Linked DNA regions of Homo sapiens: all the other regions are linked to region 1. A link is a contact called in ENCODE Hi-C or POLR2A ChIA-PET data. All regions are on one chromosome and are shown on one strand. Each heading gives the region's core, a stretch centred on a gene start or an enhancer-like site at or near the end of the contact. The rest is flanking DNA. Distances are from core to core; before and after follow the strand shown. Region 1 holds the start of UTP6 (UTP6 small subunit processome component). Region 2 overlaps ADAP2 (ArfGAP with dual PH domains 2). Region 3 overlaps NF1 (neurofibromin 1). Region 4 overlaps NF1 (neurofibromin 1). Region 5 holds the start of EVI2B (ecotropic viral integration site 2B). Region 6 holds the start of PSMD11 (proteasome 26S subunit, non-ATPase 11).

Region 1 (2,970 bases), core at 296-2,795:
TACACAATTACTTTTGTGTTCTTAAGGGTTCATTTTTAAACTTTCAGGAAAATCATCTTAATCAACTCCCAAAACCAATGACATTCCCACCAGCAAAGCAAATACAATTAAGAACTTTATACCATTTATGTATGGTGTTTTTTTTGTTTGTTTTTTTCTCGCTCTGTCGCCCAGGCTGGAGTGCAGTGGCATGATCTTGGCTCACTACAACCTCGGCCTCCCGAGTTCAAGCGATTCTCCTGCCTCAGACTCCCGAGTAGCTGGGACTACAGGCGCTCACCACCACGCTCAGCTAATTTTTGTATTTTTAGTAGAGACGGGGTTTCACCATATTGGCCAGGCTGGTCTCGAACTCCTGACCTCGTGATCCACCCACCTCGGCCTCCCAAAGTGCTGGGATTACAGGCGTGAGCCACAGCGCCTGGCTGGTATTAATAAAGACTTCTTTTACTCCAAGTTCAGGTCACTTAAATTTTAATAATAAATTTCTTTCCGAAATTCCTCTTATTTCTGAGTTCTCAACATGTAAATTTTTTTAAAAATCTAAATTGCGTCTGCCTTAAAAGACTTATTACTACGAAGGACTTACGGGAGAAGATTCAGAGTCCTTAGCTAAGGAATGAACATATGACAAATATATATTAGGAGAATTTAATGCAAGATGTGCAAGACAGGTGTCTTTAGTAATGGTAACATTAACCTTAACTGAGCACTTTCTAAGCGTCCACACTGCTTTGTTTTGTGTTTCATTAACGAATGCTTACTTTGAAGCTCTGAGTCACATTACTACATTCAGACGTTGCAAAACAAAGCAACAGTCACAGAAACCATTAAAAACTATTAAACATAATTTTAACACGCTACTGAATGTCTACCATGTGCCAGGCGCTGTAGTTAGGCTCTGGAGTAGCATATGAAACTGATTTCAATGGTCCCCACCTTCAAGTCTAGTTAGGAATTTATCCACTCCCCCTGGGCTCTCACAGCACTCTGTTCCCATCCCTACAGCAGTACAAGGTACTACAATCAACTTACAGTACACTGTTATCAAAATATTTAATTTGTCTGTCTCCCCCACCACACTCTGCCCAATTAGCTCCTAATGAGCAGGAATCCTGGGTTTATCACCTTTACAGCCCTAAGACCCGGCTCCATGAAGGGCTGTCAAAACGTCTGATGGGTAAGTAGACGGACGGATTACCTTGCAACGAATGAAAAATTAATTCTGGACATCACCGAAAACGAGAAATGGGCTTCCACCACGTTAGGAAAAGTAAACACAGGTCGAGCGTCCCCACATCTAGCCCCTGCCACACACTCCCAACCTCCCCTCAGGCCGCCTCAGCTCTTCCCTCTCCCCAACCCTCTCTCACTTAATCTCCGCATGACTGAACAGTCCAATGCGCTCCAGCTGTTCCAATTCCGGGAGCCGATCTTCTATGCGTTCCTGAATTATCTCTGCCATGAGGTCCGAGGTCTACAACCCCGCGGGTAGCTTCTCAACAGCGAACACGAGCAGGAAGCTCCCGGTTTCAGGTTCGGAGACCCAGCCCTACCACCGACGCGTCCGGACGTAACGTGCTCCCTAGGTCCCGCCTTTTCCGCTTCCGCCACCTCCTACTTAGGGGAAGGCCCTTCGGCTTCTACAGCCACCGTCCCCTCCCTGTGGCCGATTGTGGGATTGCAGCGAGAACCCGCCCTGGTCTTGGGCAGGACGACTCTAGCGGACAGGAGTTGAGGGGCGGGGCTAGACGGGAGGGAGGGGTTAAGTGCGCGCGCCGCTAGACTTGGACAGCCATCAGGAAAAGCGCCTCCAGGTGTAGAGAGGTGGGCTGCTCAAGCCTGAAAGGGACACGAGATGCATTTTCTTCAGAATATTGTCTCCCATCCCACGTCCTGACTTCCCAACACCAAGAACAACAACAAAAAAAAAAGCAAAGGAGGAGGATATTGTACAATTAAACATTTTTGAAAGCCGGTCGCGGTGGCTCATGCCTGTAATCCCAGCAGTTTAGGAGGCCGAGGCGGGCAGATCACCTGAAGTCAGGAGTTCGAGACCATCCTGGCTAACATGATGAAACCCCGTTTCTACTAAAAATGCAAAAAAATTAACTGGGCGTGCTGGCACGCGCCTGTAATCCCAGCTACTCGGGAGGCTGAGGCAGGAGAATCGCTTGAACCTGGGAGGCCGAGATCGCGCCATTGCACTCCAGCTTGGGCAACAAGAGTGAAACTCCGTCTCTAAATAAATAAATAAATAAAATAGAATTGTTTATTATTTAAATCAATATCCTGTCTTTGTAAGCAATAGCTTTCAAAATATATGTCCCTAGGTGAATATCAGACACTATAAATTCTTTTTAGAAAAGGAGATTTTTGTATTGAAAAGTTTGAGAATTACCAAAATAAATCACTAAGGTATAGACACCCTCCTTAAACCATTGCCCAAGCAACTTAGCATTTCTAAGAGAAACACCAGGCAACACAGCTTGGAGGCAATATTGCTGGTATAGTTAGTAAACCTCAAATGATAACTACATGGTTCAGTTCTTTTTTAGTTCTGGATATAAAAAAGCCAAAGCAGCAGTTCTTGCTAAATCTGCTTATTTCAACATTCACATTAGCACCTGGATCCTGTGTGTGATTTATGAAAGGAGAATGGGCTCAGCAAAACCATGTTCCACCTCTGTGCCTTGCATTTCTTTCTTTCCTTTCACATTTTACCCACTCATCTCAGAACTGAGACGAGGGTTGGCTTGTGCTACACCATTTCTTGAATCCTTCAGCTGTAAGACATGTCAGAAGTGGAAGGAAATCACGAATGTAAGACAAAGATAGAATTTATTTGTAAAAGTAAAATCTCTGGGGCTGTGTTAACAGTAAGAGTGGAGATGACACTAGATAGTAAACTCCATATGGGCAGGGAATTTTTTCCTTTTTGACTGGCTAGATACTCTACAGCTTATAGCA
Region 2 (2,970 bases), core at 293-2,792, 960 kb before region 1:
AGTCCTTTTTATTTTGAGATGCCTATGAGTCATCCAGTAGAGACATGGGGAAAGAAGTTGGATGTATGTTTCCTGAATTCTAAACCCAAGTGGCAGAAGTTGGATGTCTGATTTGGAGGCTTGGAGAGAGTTTGGAACTGGAGTCGTCAGCATGTAGACTGGTTTAGTAATGGGACTGGCTAGGATCACCTAAGCAGGAAAAAGGTGTTCAAGGACTGAGTATTTTGGTTATGTGTTGCTGAGTAACAAACCATCCTAAAACTTAATGGCTTAAAATATCAATTTACTATTTCTCACAATCCTATGGGTCAGGAATTTGAGGAGGCCTCGGCTGTTCTGGTGTACTCCATGTGGCATCAGCTGGGCTACTCTGCTGCCCTTAGCTGGCCAGAGACCCAAAGAAGCTTTCACTCATGTCTGGTGCCTTGGTGTACTCTATATGGGGGCTCTGTCTTTCTCATTCAGGAGTCTAGCTTAAGCTTTCTTGTGGCTTGGCTGCTGACTTCCCTAAACAAAAGCAAATGCTACCAGACCTCTGGAAGGCTAACCAGGAGCTGCATTCTGTTGGTCAAAGCAAGTCATGCAACAAGCCCTGATTCAAGGGGAGGGGAAATAGATTCAACCTCTTCATGGATAGAGGGTCACGTATACACTGGGAGGGAAAGACTGGGTGAGCGCCATCTTTGGAGACCATCTACCCCATTGAGCCCTGGGGCATTCCAGTATTTAAAGGACAGAAAGATAAGAAGTTTTCAGCAAAGAGAATGTGAAATTGTGGCCAACAAAGTAAGAGAAGGATAAGCTCTGAGCACTTTAGCCTTCACCTTACTCTATTTCCTATATGTAGAATTATTATATATTCCCCCTGTTGCTTTTCTAGGCAGACCAGAGCAATGCTAAAAGGTCTGTCTATGGGGAGGAGAAGGGAGGATGAAGAGAAGTGGGTTAAAGGGTACAAACATTGTAAGATGCAAGGAATAAATTCAATATTTGATACCAGAGTGGGGTAACTATGCTTAACAAAAATACTCTGGTGACCAACACCCTAAATATCCTGGCTTGATCACTACACATTATATACATGTAGCGAAATTTCACATGTACCCCATAAATTTGTATAAATAATAATATAAAAGGTCTGTCCAATGTGGCCACAGTCTGGGACCAAGTAAAAAGTGTTAAGGGATGAAGAATCTTTACCCTCCAAGTTAGAGGAAGAATTTTTTCCCAGTCTTCAATGTAAAGCACTGAAAAATGTGGCTTTTTCAACATTTTTGCTGAAATGGTACAAAAGGCCGGAAGAGAAAGCGCTACTGCAGTTAGGAAAGGTCACCAAACCCCAGCAGCTGCTGCGAGTTGGTCTCTCGGACAGGGCCTCATCATTGGTTGAAAAAAGTTGATCTGTTTTTCAGTCCTACGCCAGTTCAGTCTAGAATAGTCCAAAAATAGAATGGGCTCCCTATGTTCTTTTTTATTTATTTCCCAAAGTGGATATTTTAAAATCATAAAGGTAACTAATTTTTAGGTAAAACTTTTGGGTAATACAAAAAAGGAAATGAAGTATAAAGAAAGTGAAACTGAAAAAAAAAAAAAAAAGCCCCAAGCTCTATACAAAGCACTTCAAAAAGTTCTTGGAGGCCAGGCTCGGAGGCTCACACCTGAAATCCCAGCACTTTGGGAGGCCGAGGCAGGCAGATCACGAGGTCAGGAGATTGAGACCATCTTGGCTAACACGGTGAAATCCCGTCTCTACTAAAAATACAAAAACTTAGCTGGGCGTGGTGGCAGGCGCCTGTAGTCGCAGATACTCAGGAGGCTGAGGCAGGAGAATGGCCCGAACCTGGGAGGCGGAGCTTGCAGTGAGCCGAGATGGCGCCACTGCACTCCAGCCTGGGCGAAAGAGCAAAATTCCATTTCCAAAAAAAAAAAAAAAAAAGGTATTGGACAAATGAGATTAAAATTAAAGATATAAACTTTATTTCTCAACATAAGCTCCATCAAGGTCAAGACACTTTTATAAGTGATGACACCAGCCATTTAGTCCATCCCCTAGCAATTGAGGGTCCTGGGAATTTAACCATGCCAATGCAGTCTTTTTTACATTTTGTTTTTTTATGCTGTTTTCTGAGACAGGGTCTTGCTCTTTCACCAAGGCTGGAGTACAGTGGTGCAATTCTAGCTCACTGCAGCCACAACCTCCCAGGCTCAAGCGCTCCTTCCACCTCAGCCTCCCGAGTAGCTGAGACTTCAGGCACACACCACCATGCCTGGCTAATTTTTGTATTTTTTGGCAACGACAGGATTTCATCATGTTGCCCAGGTTGGTCTTGAACTCCTGAACTCAACCGATCTACCAGCCTCAGTCTCCCAAAGTGCTAGGATAACAGACATAAGTCACCACGCCTGGCCTTTTTTTTTACACTATTAACTGAAGAAAGATGGGTACCCTTTACAGATTTTTTTTTTTTCGAGATGGAGTCTCGCTTCATCGCCCAGGCTGGAGTACAGTGGCACGATCTCGGCTCACTGCAACCTTCGCCTCCCAGGTTCAAGTGATTGTCCTGCCTCAGCCTCCCCAGGAGCTGGGATTACAGGCGTTGGCCACCATGCTGGGCTAATTTTTGTATTTTTAGTAGAGACGGGGTTTCACCATGTTGGCCAGGCTGGTCTCGAACTCCTGACCTCAAGTGATTCGCCCGCCTTGGTCTCTGAAAGTGCTGGGATTACAGGCGTGAGCCACCATGCCCGGCCTCCTTTACAGATTTTTTAAGATTAGAAAACAAAAAGAAGTTAGAAGGAGCCGAATTTGGACTGTAAGATGATGCATAATCACTTCCCATTGAAACTCTCACAAAATTGCCCTTGTTTGATGAGAGAAATGTAGTTGAAGCATTGTCCTGGGGGAGAAGGACTCTCTGGTGAAGTTTTCTCAGATGTTTTTCTGCTGAAGCTTTGGCTAACTTTCTCAAA
Region 3 (2,970 bases), core at 215-2,714, 770 kb before region 1:
TTTGAGACAGAGTAGTGACACGATCTCAGCTCACTGCAACCTCTGCTTCCTGGGTTCAAGCGATTCTCCTGCCTCAGCCTCCTGAGTTGCTGGGATTGCAGGTGCCTGCCACTACACCCATCTGATTTTTTGTATTTTTCGTAGAGACGGGGTTTCACCATGTTGACCAGGCTGGTCTTGAACCCCTGACCTCATGATTCGCCTGTCTTGGCCTCCCAAAATGTTGAGATTACAGGTGTGAGCCACTGCGCCCGGCCATGAAATTCTTATAGAGTGTTTTTTAGCTGTATGAGGTCGTTTATATTCTTTTCTATACTGGCTATTTTGTCTGTCAGCTCTGTATCGTTTTATTGTGGGTAGCTTCCTTACATTGGGTTTCAACATTCTCCTGAATCTCAATGATTTTCATTCCTATCCATATTCTGAATTCTGTTTCTGTCATTTCAACCATCTCAGTCCAGTTCAGAACCCTTGCCGGAGAGCTAGTGCAGTCGTTTGTTTTAGAGGAAAGAAGATGCTCTGGCTTTTTGAGTCATCAGAGTTCTTGTGTTGGTGCTTTGTCATCTTTGTGGGCTGATGTTCCTTCAGTCTTTGAAGTCGCTGTTTTTTTTTGTTTTTTTTTTTTTATCCTATATGATGACCTTGGATGTTTGTGGTACAAGGTAGGTTCAGTTAACTGGCTTCATTACTGGAGGGGCCAGGGCTCATCTCAGGACTCCCGGAGTACATGGGTCCTCCAACTCTGGGGGACTGGCATTGGGCCCCAGCTTTGTTCTCTGGTTCTTTAAGGTTAGGAACCTGCTGCACTGGAGGGGCCGAGGTGCTCCTGGACCTCTGGTCACAATACTCCCGTGGGTTGTGCCAGCCAAAGTGTAGGGGGTGGCAGTGGAATCAATTCTTGTTCGCATGTGCCAGTAGCAGTGGCAGCAAGGCCACAGGGTGCTGGCCTCCATGTGGGCATTGGCAGCAACAGTGGCAGTAAGGCCAGGGCGGGGGGCTGCTGGTACACATGCACTGGTGGTGGTGTTAGCACAGGGGCAGGGTGCTGGTGGGTGCAGGACTGGGTGTGCCCTCTGTGCACGTTCATGCTGGCTTCAGTGGCCGGTAAGGGGTGGGGGTGGGTCCTCTGTTTTCTCTGCCTAGTTTCATGTTGGTGCAGGGGCTCAGTGCTGGTGGGGATGGCACTGGTGGGCTCTGTACCTGCCAGTGCTCCCTTGACAATGGCCATGGAGGGATAGGCAGGGTGTACTCACGCTGGCTGCAGTGGCATGGGAGGGTGCTTGCACGCATGTGTGCTGGCGGGGAAGGGAAAACAAGGTACACCTGTGCACACGTGTGGGCAAAGCATTTGGAGGGTGGCCATGGGCGAGTGCCTGCAGGCAAAGCAGCATGGAGCAGCCTTCGGTGGGAGGAGGGTATTGGCAGGCTCGTGCTTTTCCACAGGGATCACTGTGGTTGGAGCACTCTGCCTGTCAGCACCTTGTCAGTGCAGGAGCTGGTATGTGGCCCCCCCCGGCAGTACTGCAAGCATCCTGGCCAGGCTGGAGCCCCATGAGAGACCAGCAGACTGAGGGTACTCAGGTCACACCACCCCCACCTTATGGGCAAGACTGCCCTGCAGAGTTCAGGTCTGGCAGTTCCTCTAGGGCTAAAGTCTCCTATGGGAGCAAGTCGAGCCTTGGGGGATGGGCACTCCTGGCCCTGTTGCACTACAGATGCTCCAGCACCAAAACCTCTGAGCTCTGCCCTGGCTGGAGTTCTGCCCCTACCACTTCTCTAAGCAGCTTTCCCTGCCAGCTCAAGTGTCCTTGGTGGTTGAGGGGTCTCCTTGTGGTGGAGGAGTCTCCTTCTGCAGGGATTCCAGAGTCCCCTGGTGAGAGTGGGTTGCTGCTTCCCTGTTCAACTCAACTGCCTCTTCAGGAGTCACTGGGGGCCAGGAAAAAGTCCCGGTGCGTGGTAGCCCTGTGCAGGGTTCCTTACTTCTTCCCTCGTCAGTTCAGCATCTGTGTCTTCCCTCTGTCAGCACTCAGTGCTTTCCCTCTGAAGATCTGCTAAGAGTGTGCCAGTCATCCTGATCCTCTGGGAGATGTTCCTACTGGCTGCAGCTAGTTGGCCATCTTGGAGCCCCCTCCCTGTGGCTTTTCATGATTTCTAATAATTACATTGATGTTACATTCTGTGGGCTGTTCTTATTGAAATGTATAAATTTAACAAATCAGTTGTTGGTGTAAACTTGCTGATATTTTGTTTAGGATGTTTGTATCTATGAGTAAGATTGGTTTGTAATTTTCTTATATAGCTGTTGTCTGGATTTCATATCAAGGTGATTCTAGCCTTATAAAATCAATTGGGGAGTTTATATAATCTATTTAATCTCTGTGTTAACTGAAGTTGTGTCTAATATTTCACCCCTAATGTTTATTTCTTTATTTTTTCATGTTTTTTTTTCTGTTTGTGTATTTCGTTTTTATTTTTTTGAGACAGGGTCTTACTCTGTCATCCAGACTGGAGTGCAGTGGTGTGATCACTGTTCACTGCAGCCTTAACCTCCTGGGCTCAAGCAGTCCTCCCACCTTAGCCTCTCAAGTAGCTGGGACTACAGGCACATGTCACCATCCCTAGCTAATTTTTAAATTTTTTTTGTAGAGACGGGGTCTCACCTTGTTGCCCAGGCTGGTCTTGAACTCATGGGCTCAAATGATCTTCTTTCTTGGCTTCCAAAAGTGCTAGGATTACAGGCGTGAGCCACTGTGGCTGGCCTCAGTGTATTTTTAAAGACTCATTTCTAGGCCAGACTTGGTGGGTCATGCCTGTAATCCCAGCACTTTGCGAGGCTGAGGTAGATGGATCACTTGAAGTCGAGAGTTTGAGACCATCCTGACCAACATAGTGACACCGTTTCTACTAAAAATACAAAAACTAGCTGGGTGTGGTGGCAGACGCCTGTAATCCCAGCTACTCAGGAGGCCG
Region 4 (2,970 bases), core at 306-2,805, 650 kb before region 1:
CATGTTTTACTCAACTGCTAGATTGGAGGGGAATAAGAATTCTTATACAGTACTAGTTTTAGAGCTATTTGGCAATATCTAGTAAAGTTATATCTGCATATACTCAATAACTCAGAAATTTCATTTTTAGGTAGCTGCCTTAGAGAATCTCTTATGTGCAAGAATGTTCATTGCAATGGTGTTTGTAAAGGTGAAAAATGTTTAATGTTCATTATAATTAGAGAATAGATAAATCATGGTATACAATAGACTATTATGCAGTAAAGTGAACTATATCTTCATCTATCAACATGGATAAATCTCAGAAACATAATGTAGAGTGAAAGATGAAAGTTGCCTTTTGTTACTATTGATGAAAAAAGTAAAGACCTACATCATTCAGCCGGGCGTGGTGGCTTATGCCTGTAATCCCAGCACTTTAGGAGGCCGAGGCAGGTGGGTCACTTGAAGTCGGGAGTTTGAGACCAGCCTGACCAACATGGTGAAACCCTGTCTCTACTAAAAATATAAAATTAGCCGGGCGTGGTGGCCCATGCCTGTAATCCTAACTACTTGGGAGGCTGAGGCAGGAGAATCACTTGAACCCGGGAGGCGGAGGTTGCAGTGAACTGAGATTGCGCCATCACACTCCAGCCTGGGCAACGAGAGTGAAACTCCATCCCCCGCCCCCACCCCCCACCAAAAAAAAAAAACACCTGCATCATTCATATGTGTGTGTTAATTTTTTCATATGGGCATATACACATAGAGGATTGTGAATTGGAAAAATACATGATATTCTTGTTTTATCTGTCCCCTCTCTCCCCCTTTTGTTGCTTGGGTATTTTAAAGCATATCTCAGAGATCATGTTTCTAACATATACAGACTTAAACACACATACACGTGCATGTGCAGCCTGAGTATTTCCACACAAATTAAAGTTAATAATCCTGAATAATATATCTAAGACTAGTTTTCTGTTAAATTTTTTTCAGTTATCTCAAAGTTGTCTTTTTTTTTATTTTTATTTTTGAGATTCAGTCTTGCCCTTTCATCCAAGCTGGAGTGCAGTGGTGCAGTCTTGGCTCACTGCAGCCTCCACCTCCCAGGTTCAAGTGATTCTCCTGCCTCAGCCTCCTGAGTAGCTGGGATTACAGGCACCTGACTAATTTTTGTATTTTTAGTAGAGATGGGGTTTCACCATGTTGGCCAGGCTGGTCTTGAACTCCTGACCTCAAATGATCTGTCAGCCTTGGCCTCCCAAAGTACTGGGATTGCAGGCGTAAGCCATCCAGCCCTGTCAAAGTTGTCTTTTTTTTTTTTATAGTTGGTTGTTTAAAGATTCCAATGAAGTCTACACGTTGCACTTGGCTTAATGTCTGTATAAGAGTCTCTTTTAAGGAGTGATTTTTGTTATTTGTTTTAAACAAAAGTGTTAGGATTTTATTTTTATTTTTTTGTAGGTTAGAACCATCAGAGAGCCTTGAGGAAAACCAGCGGAACCTCCTTCAGATGACTGAAAAGTTCTTCCATGCCATCATCAGTTCCTCCTCAGAATTCCCCCCTCAACTTCGAAGTGTGTGCCACTGTTTATACCAGGTATGCTTACAGTTAGAGATTACCATTATTAATCTAAAGTTAAATTATGAAGAATGCTTTATCAAAGAAGGATCTAGCTGCTGATGGTGTGTGGTTAACTATAATACTGAGTCAGTTTGGATGAATAATACATTGAGAATTGTTGGAATTGTCTTTGAAAAAAACTTAAATATTACTTAGGCAACAGTTTGAAGTAAGAGAATACTTTAAAATACTAAATTTTACTTGCATTGGGAGCAAGTTTAAAATGCAGTGAATCCATTGGGTATGATGGATGTGGCTGAAATGAACATATTATGGATTTTTGTTGTTGTCATCTATTAACCTAAATTATTTACAGGGTGTTTCACAGTTGAGGCGGGTCTCCTCCTTGCTTTTTGCATTGTGAATTGCTTGATCATCTGTGATTTTGGTTTCTTCATTAATGTATAATTAGTTTGTGTCAGGTTTTCCCAGGATAGACTGATTGTTCTGTTTACTTTATGTAGCATATTTCTTAAAAGAGATACTGCATCATCATTCAGACCAAATTATTAGACCTTCTAACACTAGCACTGCAAGTAATGCGTCTGAACTCAGAAAATAGCCATAGTCATGGCCTTCTTTTTTAGGGAATTCGGTCTATGTTCTTTTATGTCTTCTACTGTGTTTTTGAATTGCACATTGCAGTTTTAGGAATTATTTATTCCAAGGGAGGTCCTGCAAATGCATATTAGCCTTTTGGAAACTGTGATTCTGGAAGAAACATTAGTGGGTCTGGAATTTGGGATAGGGGTGGATATAAGGGAAATACACAGTTATCAAAACCCATGTCTTTGTGTCTCTCTCTTTGCAGAGTCATCGCAGCCATTTGCTTTTTTAGCACACGGCTTCAGTTGCTTAGAGACGTTAACAGCATCATTGAAATCACCATTTTAAAAGCTGTTTGAGGCTGCTCTATGTGAATTTTTTCACCATTGCTATTTTTAAAGATGTATCTGTTCTATCTGTAAAAAAGCTTTTCACGGTATACATAGATGATAAAACATACTTAACCTTGTCTCTCTTAATTTATCATGACTTTTCTGCCTTTACAAAAAGGCTCAAGGAAACTTAGGAAAATCCTGTATAGTTTTTTCAACTAGTTAAGTCTGAGTCTAAAGGGTAGTTTAGTTATAATATGAAACTTAATACAGTGAATATCTTCTCAAGTTTGGGCTGTATTCAGGTTTCTCTTTAAATTTTATTTAGTAATTGTTCTATTGATGAAACTAGGCAGACAGGAAATAGCACATATTAAAAATAGTCTGGGTCAGCTTCTTGGTTGGCCTAGTAGTAACTGGTTTCAGAGAGCAAGTGGGTTTCTAAAATGACAGAGGCTTTGACTTTAGCTGGTTAAAAGTGAATGGGGA
Region 5 (2,970 bases), core at 302-2,801, 590 kb before region 1:
AGGGAGACTCCATCTCAAAAAAAAAAAAAAAAAGTATGGGATTCTATGACAAAAACACACCATAAGGATCGATGGGAAATTTTTTAATTTTATGAAATATGACAGTGAAAAAAATTTAATATAATTTTATGACTTTATGCATAATGAAATAAACTAAATATTAGAAGTAGAAAAATATATAGACAAGCCTAATCTGAAAAAGAGATAAATATCTTTATTTTCTGACTTCCACAGTAATTACTTAGAAGAAATCCTTCTAAGAGAAAGTCATGAATATTTATTAAGTGTTGAAATGGGATATCACCCACTATGAACATATTATTCCCTGAAATTACAAGTCTATGTAAAATACTCTTTGCAGTTTTTATTTGCCCATTTTACCCACAGCAAGCATCTTTTATGCATATTAACAATTTTCTATTGTTTATTCTATAGGTTTCTTCTATCTTATACTATGTTCTAAAGTCTCAGATAATGTGACATAAACACGTAGATGATATTAATATACGCATGCATGTTTGATTATTGACTAACATTTTTGGCTTAGTAAGCTTTTAAAATGAGCCATAATGTTTTCATGTCATCATTATTAAATATAAAATCTATATGTAAAAAATAAAGCATGTATAATAATAATAGTCAAATACCACATCTGATTTCTTTTTCTTTCTAAATTAAGTGAAAGTGACCATTCTTACTATGCAAACTAAAGGGGATACAAAAATTTTAATTTATGCATTATATTATGTACAGGAAAATTCTATAAAAAGTACATTAGAACTTTTAACAATTAATATTTTGGAGGTTATAAATTCAGTCATAGCCTGTGGAATCTAGTTCTATTTCTAACCCTTAGCTTTATCTGCCATGGCTATAGTTTCTTTTTAATTCTAAAACTAAGGTTAACAAATATGATTGTGGCTGGGAGCGGTGGCTCACTCCTGTAATCCCAGCACTTTGGGAGGCGGAGGTAAGCGGATCACCCAAGGTCAGGAGTAGGAGACCAGCCTGGGCAACATAGTGAAACCCCATCTCTACTAAAAATACAAAAAAATTAGCCAGGCGTGGTGGTGGGCGCCTGTAATCCGAGCTACTTGAGAGGCTGAAGCAGGAGAATTGCTTGAACCCAGGAGGTGGAGGTTGCAGTGAGCTGAGATCGTGCCACTGCACTCCAGCCTGGGAGACAGAGCAAGACTCTATCTCAAAAAAAAAAAAAAATATGTGTGTGTGTGTGTGTGTGTGTGTGTGTGTGTGTGAGATTAAATAAACTTAAAAGGTCTTATACAAACCTAGGTGAAAATATTTTTCTAAGGCAAGCTGAACTGAGTATTTTTTAATTCTATGCAACAAAACCACAAAAACCTGTTATAGACATCTTTAGACTATCAGAGTTTAAGTTTAAAACACTAATGACAGTTTTTAAAATAAATTTTATATAAAGCAAGATCAAACCAAATTGTGTGAAAATTTTCTTACCTCAGCTGTTAACTTCTTTTGCAGAATGCTAAATTCTTGTTCTAACTGGACATTTTGGTGATTTGGCTAAGAAAGGAAAATGGGTGGTTCAATTCAGATTTAAAATGTTCCTCTAGCAAACTGAAATAGTTTCTGTAGAAAAAGAGGAAGTTTATCAATAGCTGGTTCCGGAAGTGCAATAAACCACAAAGTGACTAAGAAATATATTACTTTAACAGAACTTATTTTGAAATACATTTTGGAGCCCTATGATTTGAGTGCTTTTAATTATGTAAATAAATATTTGAGATACTCTAGTAATATGATTATGTAAATTAAATATTTAGGATGGAGTCCCGAAGAGAAAATTACATGTTCTAAGAAGAAAAGCTGCCAGTTGGGTTATCACTTACAGTGAGATTTCTTCTCATAAGAAGTGAGTGATGTGTTCTGTTTACTTGTATGACCTTAGGCAAGACTCTGCACTTCTGAGTCACCGTTTCCTCCTCTAAAGGAATATTTTATTGGGTTATTGTGAGGATTAAATAAGATAGCATAATATAACATGTATAAATGCCTCACCAACTGCAGGTAACCAATAAATGTAATGTTATTTCCTCATAATATAAAAAGTCCAGGGTAAAAGTATAATTACATTATTTTGCAAATGACAGGATCTCATTCTTTTTTATGGCTGAATAATACTCCATTGTGTATATGTACCATATTTTCTTTATCCATTCATCTGTTTATAGACACTTAGGTTGCTTCCAAATCTTGGCTGTTGTGAATAGTGTTACAACAAAAGTGGGAGTGCAGATGTCTCTTTGTACAGTTTTCCTTTCTGTTGGGTATATACCTAGCAGTGGGATTGCTGGATCATATGATAGCTCTATTTTTAGTTTTTTGAGGAACCACCAAACTGTTCTCCATAGTGGTTTTACTGATTTACATTCCCACTAACAGCGTACGAGAGTTCCATTTTCTCCACACCCTTCCCAGCACTTGTTATTGCCTGTCTTTTGAGTATAAGCCATTTTAACTGGGGTGAGATGAGGTATCATTGTAGTTTTGATTTGCATTTCTCTCATCAGTGGTGCTGAGTACCCTTTCGTATGCCTGTTTGCCATTTGTATATTTGTAATTAAATTATTTTGACCAAATATTTTACTAGTGACTTTTGAGTTCAAGTTCTCAACTATTTATTTGATTACCCACAAAGTAGTTACTTCTCAGTGGAAAATAAAATAAATTGGGGATCATTTTTTAAATAAGAAGTTAACTAAAGTTAACTTGTTACTAAAGGGTAATGAGGGGTTGGGGAGATGGTGTTACCAGTTAATAGGTACAAAAAACAATAGAAAGAATGAATAAGACCTATTTGATAGCACAACAGAGTGACTGTCATTAATACCATAATTATACATTTTAAAATAACTAAAAGTGTAATTGGATCCTTTGTAACACAAAGGATAAGTGCTTGAAGGGATGGATACCCCATTCTCCATGATGTGA
Region 6 (2,970 bases), core at 321-2,820, 540 kb after region 1:
CTTCCACAAAACTGGTCCCTGGTGCCAAAAATGTTGGGGTCCACTGTTTTATGGTACTCCCTCTTTGTAGTGAGGCCAGCACTCTATCCTCTCCTATGATTTCTTCTAAAGCCTCCCACCTCAGCCTCCCAAGTAGCTGAGACTACAGGCGTGCGCCACCATGCCCGGATAATTTTTGTATTTTTAGTAGAGTCGGGGGTCTATGTTGCCCAGGCTAGTCTCAAACTCCTGGGCTCAAGCGATATGCCCACCTCGCCCTCCCAAAGTGCTGGGATTACAGGCATGAGCCACCGCGCCTTGCTAGAAGCCATTTAATCCAACTCTCCATCAAAGTCATGAATCCTGTTTACAACAACCTGATGAGATGTCAACTACTTTTCACGTGAACACACCCAGGAATTAGGAAGGCATTCCCTAACCGGCAGCTCTTATCTCTCCCAATCACGATTTGAGCTTCACCAAATAACTCAAACCCCTGTTTCCTCACATATTAAAGGGGAGTAAATATCTGCTTTACAGAACATTGTTGGGAGAATAAAAGGAGATAGAGGAATATAAATGGCCTAATCCACTTACAGAGGAGGGTGTGCAATGTTAGTCCCCTTTTTGCCTCCTTTTATGGGACAGCACATTCCATTTTTGGATCGTCATCACCTAGAGAAAGGTCTTCCTTAATACTGAATTGTCTTTGTATCCTTTTAGCACCTTTCTTAAGTTTAACCCTAAGTGGTCTCATAGAATGTCATTTTTCCGTCCACACGACGTCTTCACTGATATCTGTGACTTTAGTTGAAGGGGCTGAAGATATTGGGAAGAATAATTCAATTTTTTCCTTCCTCCGTCCCTCCCTCCCTCCCTTCCTTCCTTCCTTTTTTTTTTTTTTTCTTTGAGCTGGGGAGCTGGGTGAGGCTTCTGTGGATTCCCAAGAGGTATTTGTGGCGTGAATGGAGCAAAGGTGATGTTTCACTTCATCACGTCCAGCACTGTCCCAAGGTTAAATGGGCGCGTGAGGACAGTTTTCTCCGGTCCTGGCGGGTTTGCCCACCTGCCGGCCAGCGTTCTGCGGGAGTCAAGCCTGGAAAGCGTGTGTGCGGCGCACAGGCGTCAGACACTGGAACGCATTCGAATGGTGCTATTCTTTGCCACATAGCGAGCACTTTATAAGGTCACTTATCGTCCCGAATGAATGGTTAAATCGTGGAAGCCGCAAAGAAAGCCACGCAGCTTTGACTCAATACCTAGCCCAGTACTCAGGAACCCCTCTCAGGGGTGCGCGAGCGGGGCCGGAATCAAGAAGCCTCTTTTGGGGTGGGCGGGGACCGATCTAGAGCTCCCACTGCGGGGCACCGCCTCTTTTCCTCGCCGGCCGCCCGCTAGGAGGCGCTGGGGAGCTTGCAGCCCACCTGCGAGGCGGTCCCGCTCTCCCCACCCCTCAGCCCGCGCCCGGCGGAGAGACTACAACTCCCGGAGTGCTCTGGGAACGGAGCCACGGGAGCTACAGGCGGAGGGACCCGAGGGCGGGCTTTCCGGGTGTGTGTTTCCGGCGTCGGCGGCCGCGGCCGGGGACGGTGTGAGAGCGGTAAGATGGCGGCGGCGGCGGTGGTGGAGTTCCAGAGAGCCCAGTCTCTACTCAGCACCGACCGGGAGGCCTCCATCGACATCCTCCACTCCATCGGTAAAGGTCGCCGCGCCGCCTCCCCGGCCCCGCCGGCCCAGCTCGGCTTATGTCGGTCGGCGGCAGCGGAGAGGGGCCCGGCTAGCCGGCTCTGATGCTGCTGACTCACTGTGTGAGGGGGGCCGGGCCGGGGGCGCAGGCCGCTCGGAGCTCCCCAGAGCCTCCCAGGTCTCACTCTTGTGGGAGGGCTTGAGGCAATCCCCGGGTCCCCTCGCCGGCTGCTGACTCACGGGGGGCTCAGCGTAGGGTGGGAGAGTGGGCCGAGCCGGGCCCCCGGGGATCCCTCCCTAGCCATGTCCCCGGCTCTGGCCCGCACGAGCTGGTCTGGGACCCGGAGCAGTGCCGGCCGGCGTGCTTGTCACGGACTGGTCCTAGAGTCTCTACTTGAAAGGCCTTGGCGAAACCAGCTCTGGACAGGCATTTCCCGCCGTTGTAATCAGCACAGCCTGCTCCGGGTGGGAGCGCGAGCGCTTGCTCTTCTCTGGGAGTTTCCTTCCACGGGACGCTGGGAGCTGCTACTCCTCAGCCCCACGGCAGAAAGCTCCACTAAGAGGAGGGTCTCTTTCAGAATGTGGGAAATTCAGGGGTGACACACACCTCAGATTGGCATTTGGTTTGTGGAGGTGGCCGAGACGCTCATCTGCTCTGTGTAGGGTGTAAGAGTGAGGTGTTGGAGCGGGACCGCCTGGCTAGAGGAGGTGACTAATCTTTCCAGACTGCCTGTAGGGGTTGGAAGTGAGTTAAGGGAGTTAGTTGTCAGCCGCGGAGTTCAGGGAATTCTTTGGAACGGGTCGGCTGCATGTTGCCGGAAAAATTAAAATTTCTTAACGCTGTAATAACGATGGTCTTACACCTACACACAACAGGAAAACTGAAATGGGAATCCCAGCCAGTCGCTTCCGGCAGCTTTCTGTTGGGATTCAAGTGTGAACAGAAATTTATTACGACAGAAGAAGACGTTAATGTTCACTCATAAAGGATTCAATTAGGGCTTGGACTAGCTCTTCACTGCACATGTAATGGCATCTTTGTAGTGTAGTTTGGGAAGATCTGAATTGGCTCAACAAGTAGTATGAGAATGCACCTGTATGTGGGACTTGCAAGATGTTGGCATTTGACTTAGTGTGTTGAATTTTGGTATTCCAGACCTGCACGGAGAAAGGACAATGACAAGATCTTGATACTTTATCATTGGGGATACTAGAGAAGGAGAGGAAGTGGGCGTCAAGGTGTATCTTTGAATGATATTGGTAAAAGGTGTTTCATTTTAAAAGTTCTGATCTTAGGTCAGTTAC

What was found. Hi-C counts contacts between places; a loop is a spot of excess contacts on that map. ChIA-PET counts read pairs that join two places held with the same protein, here RNA polymerase II (POLR2A). Pooled maps may share reads with other maps.
Region 2: a loop to region 1 is called in a pooled map, with 4 times the contacts of the local background. The contact joins the enhancer-like site here to the promoter of UTP6 in region 1. A Hi-C loop is called at or near these places in 1 of 50 pooled maps. POLR2A ChIA-PET finds 5 or more read pairs at or near these places in 4 of 52 experiments (H1, HEK293T, RWPE1 and 1 more).
Region 3: a loop to region 1 is called in a map with no recorded cell type, with 2.1 times the contacts of the local background. The contact joins the enhancer-like site here to the promoter of UTP6 in region 1. A Hi-C loop is called at or near these places in 1 of 37 single-sample maps with no recorded cell type. POLR2A ChIA-PET finds 5 or more read pairs at or near these places in 1 of 52 experiments (PC-9).
Region 4: a loop to region 1 is called in a map with no recorded cell type, with 4 times the contacts of the local background. The contact joins the enhancer-like site here to the promoter of UTP6 in region 1. A Hi-C loop is called at or near these places in 1 of 37 single-sample maps with no recorded cell type and 2 of 50 pooled maps. POLR2A ChIA-PET finds 5 or more read pairs at or near these places in 2 of 52 experiments (GM10248 and HEK293).
Region 5: a map of GM12878 shows a loop between it and region 1 (4-fold over the local background). The contact joins the promoter of EVI2B here to the promoter of UTP6 in region 1. A Hi-C loop is called at or near these places in 2 of 168 maps with a recorded cell type or tissue (GM12878 and naive thymus-derived CD4-positive, alpha-beta T cell), 4 of 37 single-sample maps with no recorded cell type and 10 of 50 pooled maps. POLR2A ChIA-PET finds 5 or more read pairs at or near these places in 4 of 52 experiments (B cell, activated B cell, activated CD4-positive, alpha-beta memory T cell and 1 more).
Region 6: a loop to region 1 is called in a map of naive thymus-derived CD4-positive, alpha-beta T cell, with 19 times the contacts of the local background. The contact joins the promoter of PSMD11 here to the promoter of UTP6 in region 1. A Hi-C loop is called at or near these places in 1 of 168 maps with a recorded cell type or tissue (naive thymus-derived CD4-positive, alpha-beta T cell) and 11 of 50 pooled maps.

Annotation. Positions count from the first base shown.
Region 1 is chr17:31,900,163-31,903,132 of GRCh38, forward strand. It overlaps UTP6 (UTP6 small subunit processome component), which reads right to left and starts at 1,546. Exons shown (of 19, transcript NM_018428.3): 1 at 1,374-1,546. The coding sequence starts at 1,465. RefSeq lists enhancers at 1,021-1,170, 1,214-1,805, 1,491-1,540.
Region 2 is chr17:30,937,854-30,940,823 of GRCh38, forward strand. The region is part of intron 5 of ADAP2 (ArfGAP with dual PH domains 2); the gene reads left to right. Among named protein-coding and RNA genes, the nearest start is that of ADAP2, 17 kb to the left of the region's middle. RefSeq lists a silencer at 429-629. Within about 2 kb of position 1,543, at least 3 of the 41 ENCODE cell types and tissues checked have a DNase peak (open chromatin) inside an H3K27ac peak, as active enhancers do.
Region 3 is chr17:31,129,472-31,132,441 of GRCh38, forward strand. The region is part of intron 1 of NF1 (neurofibromin 1); the gene reads left to right. Among named protein-coding and RNA genes, the nearest start is that of MIR4733HG, 35 kb to the left of the region's middle. Within about 2 kb of position 1,465, at least 2 of the 41 ENCODE cell types and tissues checked have a DNase peak (open chromatin) inside an H3K27ac peak, as active enhancers do.
Region 4 is chr17:31,247,541-31,250,510 of GRCh38, forward strand. NF1 (neurofibromin 1) reads left to right here. Exons shown (of 58, transcript NM_001042492.3): 30 at 1,444-1,579. Among named protein-coding and RNA genes, the nearest start is that of OMG, 48 kb to the right of the region's middle. Within about 2 kb of position 1,556, at least 5 of the 41 ENCODE cell types and tissues checked have a DNase peak (open chromatin) inside an H3K27ac peak, as active enhancers do.
Region 5 is chr17:31,312,503-31,315,472 of GRCh38, forward strand. EVI2B (ecotropic viral integration site 2B) reads right to left here and starts at 1,552. Exons shown (of 2, transcript NM_006495.4): 1 at 1,477-1,552. All of the region lies in intron 36 of NF1 (neurofibromin 1), which reads left to right.
Region 6 is chr17:32,442,940-32,445,909 of GRCh38, forward strand. PSMD11 (proteasome 26S subunit, non-ATPase 11) reads left to right here and starts at 1,571. Exons shown (of 14, transcript NM_002815.4): 1 at 1,571-1,675. The coding sequence starts at 1,585. RefSeq lists a silencer at 1,291-1,460 and enhancers at 1,352-1,967, 1,581-1,660.